Regions from separate parts of the Homo sapiens genome. Here region 2 is linked to region 1. Evidence: read pairs that join two places in POLR2A ChIA-PET (ENCODE). Cell type or tissue: CD4-positive, alpha-beta T cell. All regions are shown on one strand. Links, peaks and the distances in the headings refer to the core of each region. The heading gives the core; the rest is flanking DNA. Region 1 has its middle 13 kb from the start of STAC2. Region 2 overlaps PLXDC1 (plexin domain containing 1).

The links. Peaks named below come from ENCODE experiments on the same cell type or tissue, not always from the same donor. Only the 100,000 strongest peaks of a DNase experiment are listed, where the experiment ranks them.
Region 2: POLR2A ChIA-PET joins it to region 1 with 6 read pairs; 3 of 35 experiments call an interaction of 5 or more read pairs at or near these places.

Annotation. Positions count from the first base shown.
Region 1 is chr17:39,237,076-39,240,090 of GRCh38, forward strand. It overlaps the pseudogene LOC101929578. Among named protein-coding and RNA genes, the nearest start is that of STAC2, 13 kb to the left of the region's middle. In CD4-positive, alpha-beta T cell, for the core only: a CTCF peak has its summit at 2,687 (motif pointing left); DNase peaks (open chromatin) are centred at 1,696 and 2,706; H3K4me3 peaks cover 983 bases; H3K27ac peaks cover 1,864 bases.
Region 2 is chr17:39,090,904-39,093,660 of GRCh38, forward strand. The region is part of intron 7 of PLXDC1 (plexin domain containing 1); the gene reads right to left. It also overlaps the pseudogene RDM1P5. Among named protein-coding and RNA genes, the nearest start is that of PLXDC1, 59 kb to the right of the region's middle. RefSeq lists an enhancer at 2,101-2,170. In CD4-positive, alpha-beta T cell, for the core only: CTCF peaks have their summits at 1,526 and 1,727; DNase peaks (open chromatin) are centred at 1,588 and 2,108; H3K4me3 peaks cover 930 bases; H3K27ac peaks cover 2,350 bases.

The DNA of each region.
Region 1 (3,015 bases), core at 253-2,752:
GAAGGGGCAAAAGGACCAGCCCCACTGGAGCTCCTGGGCTGCTCTAATGGGGAGCCCTCCTGGGCAAACCTCCCTCTCCTGGAAGCGCCACCCCCTGGAGTGTTTCCACAACAAGCTGGGCTGTGTTCTGTAAACTCCAGTCCCCTAGCTAGGTAGCCCCCAGCTAAAGGACAGGTGTCCTGCCACCAGTGCATGTGTGCGTATGTGTGTGTGTGTGTGTGTGTGTGTGTGGTCAGGCAGAGGAGGGAGGGAGGGCAGTGGGCATCAGAGGCCCTTTTGCAGGTCCCTGTGACGCTGTGTCTGCCTGTCCTGTCCCCTAGAGTGGACAGGCTTCTCCCGTGGCGTCAGGGGAGGGGCCGATCCCAGGGGTCTCCAGGATTCTGTGTGGCTTATGGATCTGGGGCCAATCTTGAAACCTGAGGGTGCCCCTCATTGCCCCTGGGCCTCTTGGGGACCAGTAGAGGACTGGACATCCATCCTTGTGACTTTGTTTTGCTGTACCCTCCCCTTCAAGTTAATGATTGCTGGGGAGCCCTTGGGACCCAGATCTTGATTCCCCCCAACCTGGGCTGCCCCCACAGGTCCGGAGTGTGCTAGAGCCCTGGGTGCTCAGCCAATAAGAGGCCCAGGCCCCGCCCCACCCTTTTGCGGGTGTGCTTCTGTGTATAAAGGTAGAGGCCCCAGGTGAGGGGCCAGTGGGTGCAGCCCAACCCCACGCTGAGCTGTTTCACAGCCGGCCCTGCCCCCTCTCCAAGATGCTGTTTTGGCACAACCAGCCGGAGCATCTATGGCCCAGTCCTGGGGACCTATACCCTGGGCCCCCCAGCAGCCTGCTCAGGTAAGGGCTGGATCCCCCAGGTCCCGGGGAAAGTGCTGGTCTGAAGTTGGAGTGGACATCATCCATTTCAAGCTGAGGGAAGTGGGGCTCCCATTCCCGGGCTCCTCTGGAGATGGGGAAGTGGTCAAATGTACCTGGAGTTCAGTGTGTCCTGGGACATCTCAAAAACACCCTGATCCCACTTAGGACATTTTTGTTGGGAATTTACTCAGTATCAGGCAAGCTTTGAGGTTGCAAAGACAAGTAATTGATGGCAGCTGTTGAGTAGAACAGCCACAAATCTGAGATCAGCACCTTCAGGGAGGCCTCCTGGAGGCCTGAGGAGCTGAATGGGGGTCCCTTTGGCCCTGGCTGCAGCTTGGGGACCTGCTACAGGAAACTGTGGGTTCCCCAGAGGGAAGGTCTGGCATAGAGAGTCAAAGACCTTTAGAAAAGGGGATGGACAGGGCAGAAAGCTGGCAGAGCCCTCCTCTTCCTGGCAGGGAGCCCCTGCCCTTGCCCTACTTGAAGCAGGAGGAGCTGCCCAACATCCCTGGCACGGAGCTGCCCTGCCCCATGTTCTAGTACGTGCTCTGTGCAGCCACCTCGCCAGCCGTGAAGCAGCAGGAGGAGACCCTCACCTACCTGAACCAGGGTATGCTAGGCCTGGGAGAGGGGAGGAGCTAGTGGGCAGTGAGCTCGGGAAGCTGGGCTCAGGGTGAGCTGGAGGTGGTAGGTGCCACTCTGCCCCTCAGAGTGGGGCTCACGCAACCCCTTAATCCCTCCCACGCCAGTCCTATGAGGTCCGGATGCTCTGCAGCTCCAAGCCGTGTGATGCCACCCAGTGCCCCCAGCTGCTGAAGGTGGGTACACTCCTCCCCGGAAGTGGCAAAGGCTGGGTATGACTGTTTCTCTGGGCAAGAAGCCAATGTCATCACAGTGATATCATCGTCACGGAGAACCCTCTCACGTCCGTCATTTAATTGGACCCTCACAACAGCTCCGTGGTGGGCAAGAATTGAAGAAACAGGCACAGAGAAGTTAAGTGTTTTCTCAAGGACACAGAGCCAGCAAGTAGCAGAACTGAGATTTAGAAACACATTTACACAGTGTAGGCTGGCCACAGTGGCTCACGCCTGTAATCCCAGCACTTTGGGAGGCTGAGGCGGGCGCATCACCTGAGGTCAGGAGTTCAAGACCAGCCATGGTGAAACCCCGTCTCTACTAAAAATGCAAAAATTACCTGGGCATGGTGGTGCACACCTGTAATCCCAGGTACTCGGGAGGCTGAGGCATGAGAATGGCTTGAACCCAGGAAGCAGAGGGTGCAGTGAGCAAAGATCGCACCACTACACTCCAGCCTGAGCAACAAAGCAGACTCTGTCTCAAAAAAATAATAATAATAAAAATAAAATTAGAAATATATTTACACAGTGTTATTCACACACATGACCTTTTCTCAAAAAATTACCTATTTAGCCCCCATTCTATGCCAGAAAATGTTCCATGAGCTAGGGATTCATCAGTAATGAGACAGATGTGGCTCCCTTCCTCAGGAGGCTTGCATTCTACTAAGACAAACAAGTAATTACACATATTCTGTGAAATGACCAACAGTGACATGTTGCAAAGAAATGGGTGGCGTGCCTAGGGTGGGAAGGCATTAACTCCCCCTTTTTACAGATGAGGAAACTGAGGCTCAGGGTCTCTAGATTACTTCTCTGGTTCACAGTCGTGAGTGGCAGATGGGCATTTGAACACGCATTGGTGATTCTAAGTCCTAATGCCTCCTGGGGTAGGAAGGGAGGTGTGGGAAGGTCAGCCTACACAGGTGTGAAAACTGGGTCCTCAATGCTGGCGTCCTCTGACTGTGCGCCACGCCCTCCTGTGGCTGCAGAGTGTGGTGCAGGTGATGTTCCACGACCCGCACCTGCAGTACACAGAGCAGCAGCGGCAGCTGGCTGGGTGGAGGTGGAGCCGGGCCCAGGGACCGCATCCTGGACATCGATGAGTGGGGAAAGGCCGGGGGCCCTTCGAGCCTGAGCTCTGGCTCAGGAGTCCTTGTGGACTGGGAAGGCTGAGCCTGGCTCCCTGCTTGCCACCCTGTGCCTGCAGATGTGCCACTGTCCGTGGGAGTGATAGAACCCCAAGTGCTGCTCTCACAACTCAACATGGTGGAGTTTCACTGGGACCCAACA
Region 2 (2,757 bases), core at 258-2,757, 150 kb before region 1:
ACGGCATATTTCTTGTCAGCAAGTCTGATGGGTCCCCCAGTTCCCCGCTGCTGTGGAGAGAGAGGAGGCCCACAGAGGCGGCCTGACCGCGGTACTGTGCTGGCACTCCAGACGCCCTGTTCCCACCCGTCATCCTGCAGGCCTCTCCTCTCTTCTGCTGCCCCCACAGTCCAGGCTGCCTGCTTCTCCTGCTGTGGATGCCACTGCCCCCACCCTAGCTTCCCCTTGTTTCTTCCTGATTACTGTTTCTTGCTTTTGCCACCACTGGAGAATGAGGTCATGGGAGCAGTGGGGGACGGCAGTGCTCAGGTGGTGAATGGACTGGGGACCCTGGAGACTGAGGTGAATTTCCCACGCCCCCTCTGAGGGCTGCTCAGAGAGTACTTATCTTGGAATCCATCTCCCCGCAACACACACCCACTGACTCCCATGGGGAGAGGCAGTGGAGAGGACTTTAGCCTTGGTCTTCCTTTCCTACCAGGAGGATGACAGCTCCAGCCCTGCAGCTCCTTCCTTCGCCCGACTCCTGCACTGGAGCCGGATGGTTTAGAATGAGATCCAGGCCTCCTCCCACGTCTCCCTCCCTTCCTTCCATCCCAGGCAGATCAGGGAACTTGCTCCTCCTCAGGAAAGCAGCTGGACAGAGTGGGTGGGATGAGGAGTCCAGGTGGTCCCCAAGGCGAGCACTGCGCAGGTGTGGGCTTTATGAGAGAGGAGATGAGCTACAGCTGCAGAGACTCAGACATATCAGGTTGAGAGAGCAAGGGAGTTAAGAAGTCAAGTTGGCTGTACACCTGTAATCTCAGCATTTTGGGAGGCCGAGGTAGGTGGATCACTTGAGGTCAGGAGTTTGCAACCAGTCTGGCCAACATGGTGAAACCCCGTCTCTACTAAAAATTTAAAAAATTAGCCAGGCGTGGTGGTGAGCACCTGTAATCCCAGCTACTTGGGAGGCTAAGGCGGGAGAATTGCTTGAACCCGGGAGGTGGAGGCTGCAGTGAGCTGAGACTGCACCACTGCACTCCAGCCTGGGCAACAGAGTGAGACTCTATCTCAAAAAAAAAAAAAAAAAAAAAAAATCAAGTTGTCTTGCCATTCATTCATAAGTGGGGAAACTGAGGTTCAGACAGATTAACCCATAGACAGATACAACTTTGTATAGCACTTTACTTTTTCATTTATTTATTTATTTAGAGACAGGGTCTCGCTCTGTCACCCAGGCTGGAGTGTAATGGCGCAATCACAGTTCACTGCAGCCTTGACCTCCCAGGCTCAGTAATCCTGCCTCAGCCTCCCAAGTAGCTGGTATTACAGGCACACCCCATCATGCCTGGCTAATTTTTGTATTTTTAGTAGAGATGGGTCTCCCTGTACTACCCAGGCTGGTCTCCAACTCCCGGGCTCAAGCAATCTGCCTGCCTCAGCCTCCCAAAGCGCTGAGGTTCTAGACATGAGCCACCACACAGGCCACATCTCTTTACAATTTACCAAGCCTAGCCATTAAGTAGACGGAAAACATCTACTTAAACGAGAAAACTACAAGAGCACAGCGCCACCATGCAGCACATTTGTTGACTCCTTCAGCATGTCGGTGCAGACACCTGCTCTGTGCAGGGGCTGTGCTGAGTGCAGAGCACTCTGTTAGCTCGCAGCCTTGCAGGTTCCCTGGAGCTGCACCATCTCATTTCCCCTTACAACTTCCTGAGGTGCACAGACAGACATCGCTGCTCTCCCCACTTTACAAAGGAGAAAAGTGAGATCGGAGAGGGGACGTTATTTGCCCAAAGCCACACAGTCTTTGTTTTAAAATCAGAGGCTAGACTTTTAAAAAACCTCAGGGCTGGAAGCCACTGTGGCTCCAGAAAGTCACCAAAGTTGTGAGTGCAGATAAATATTTAACAACTGCCTGGGGGCTGGGGTGCAGGTAGGGGCAGAGGAGTCCTGAATTGCCGTTGTTGCCAATTTCTGTGGTGTAAATACTTCCACGGTAGCTGACTTCCAGCTACCCTTTCAAAAAAGTTACTGAACATGGAGTTAGGAAGAGACATGTTCAGTTGCCTCTCACCCAGCTGCATACATGATCTCCAGCACACCCCTGCTGAGAGCTTCCTGATTTGTGTTTCTAAAAGAGTCAAAGGGAAACATTTACATTTCTTTCTTTTTTGTTTTGTTTTGTTTTGTTCGAGACAGGGTCTCACTCTGTTGCCAGGCTGGAGTGCCGTGGTGCAATCACGGCTCACTGCAGCCTTGGCTTCGTGGGCTCAAGTGATTCTCCCACTTCAGTCCCTGCCCCCAGCTCCACCTCCCCCACCAAAGGCTCATGCCCTGGTAATTTTTTTTTATTCTTTGGTAGAGACAGGGTCTCCCTATGTTGCCCAGGCTGGTCCCAAACTCCTGGCCTCAAGCAATCCTCCCGCCTCCAATTCCCAAAGTGCTGGGGTTACAGGCGCGAGCCACTGCGTCAGGCCACATCTCTTTACAATTTACCGAGCCCAGTTGTTTATTTAAAAATAAAAACATTTATTTAAAAATTACGGGCACAGTGGCTCATGCCTGTAATCCCAGCACTTTGGGAGGTCAAAGTGGGCGGGTCACCTGAAGTCAGGAGTTTGAGACCAGCCTGGCCAACATGGTGAAACCTCATCTCTATAAAAATACAAAAATTAGCCAGGCATGGTGGCACGCGCCTGTAATCCCAGCTACCCGGGTGGCTGAGGTAGGGGAATCGCTGGAACCCGGGAGGCAGAGGCTGCAGTG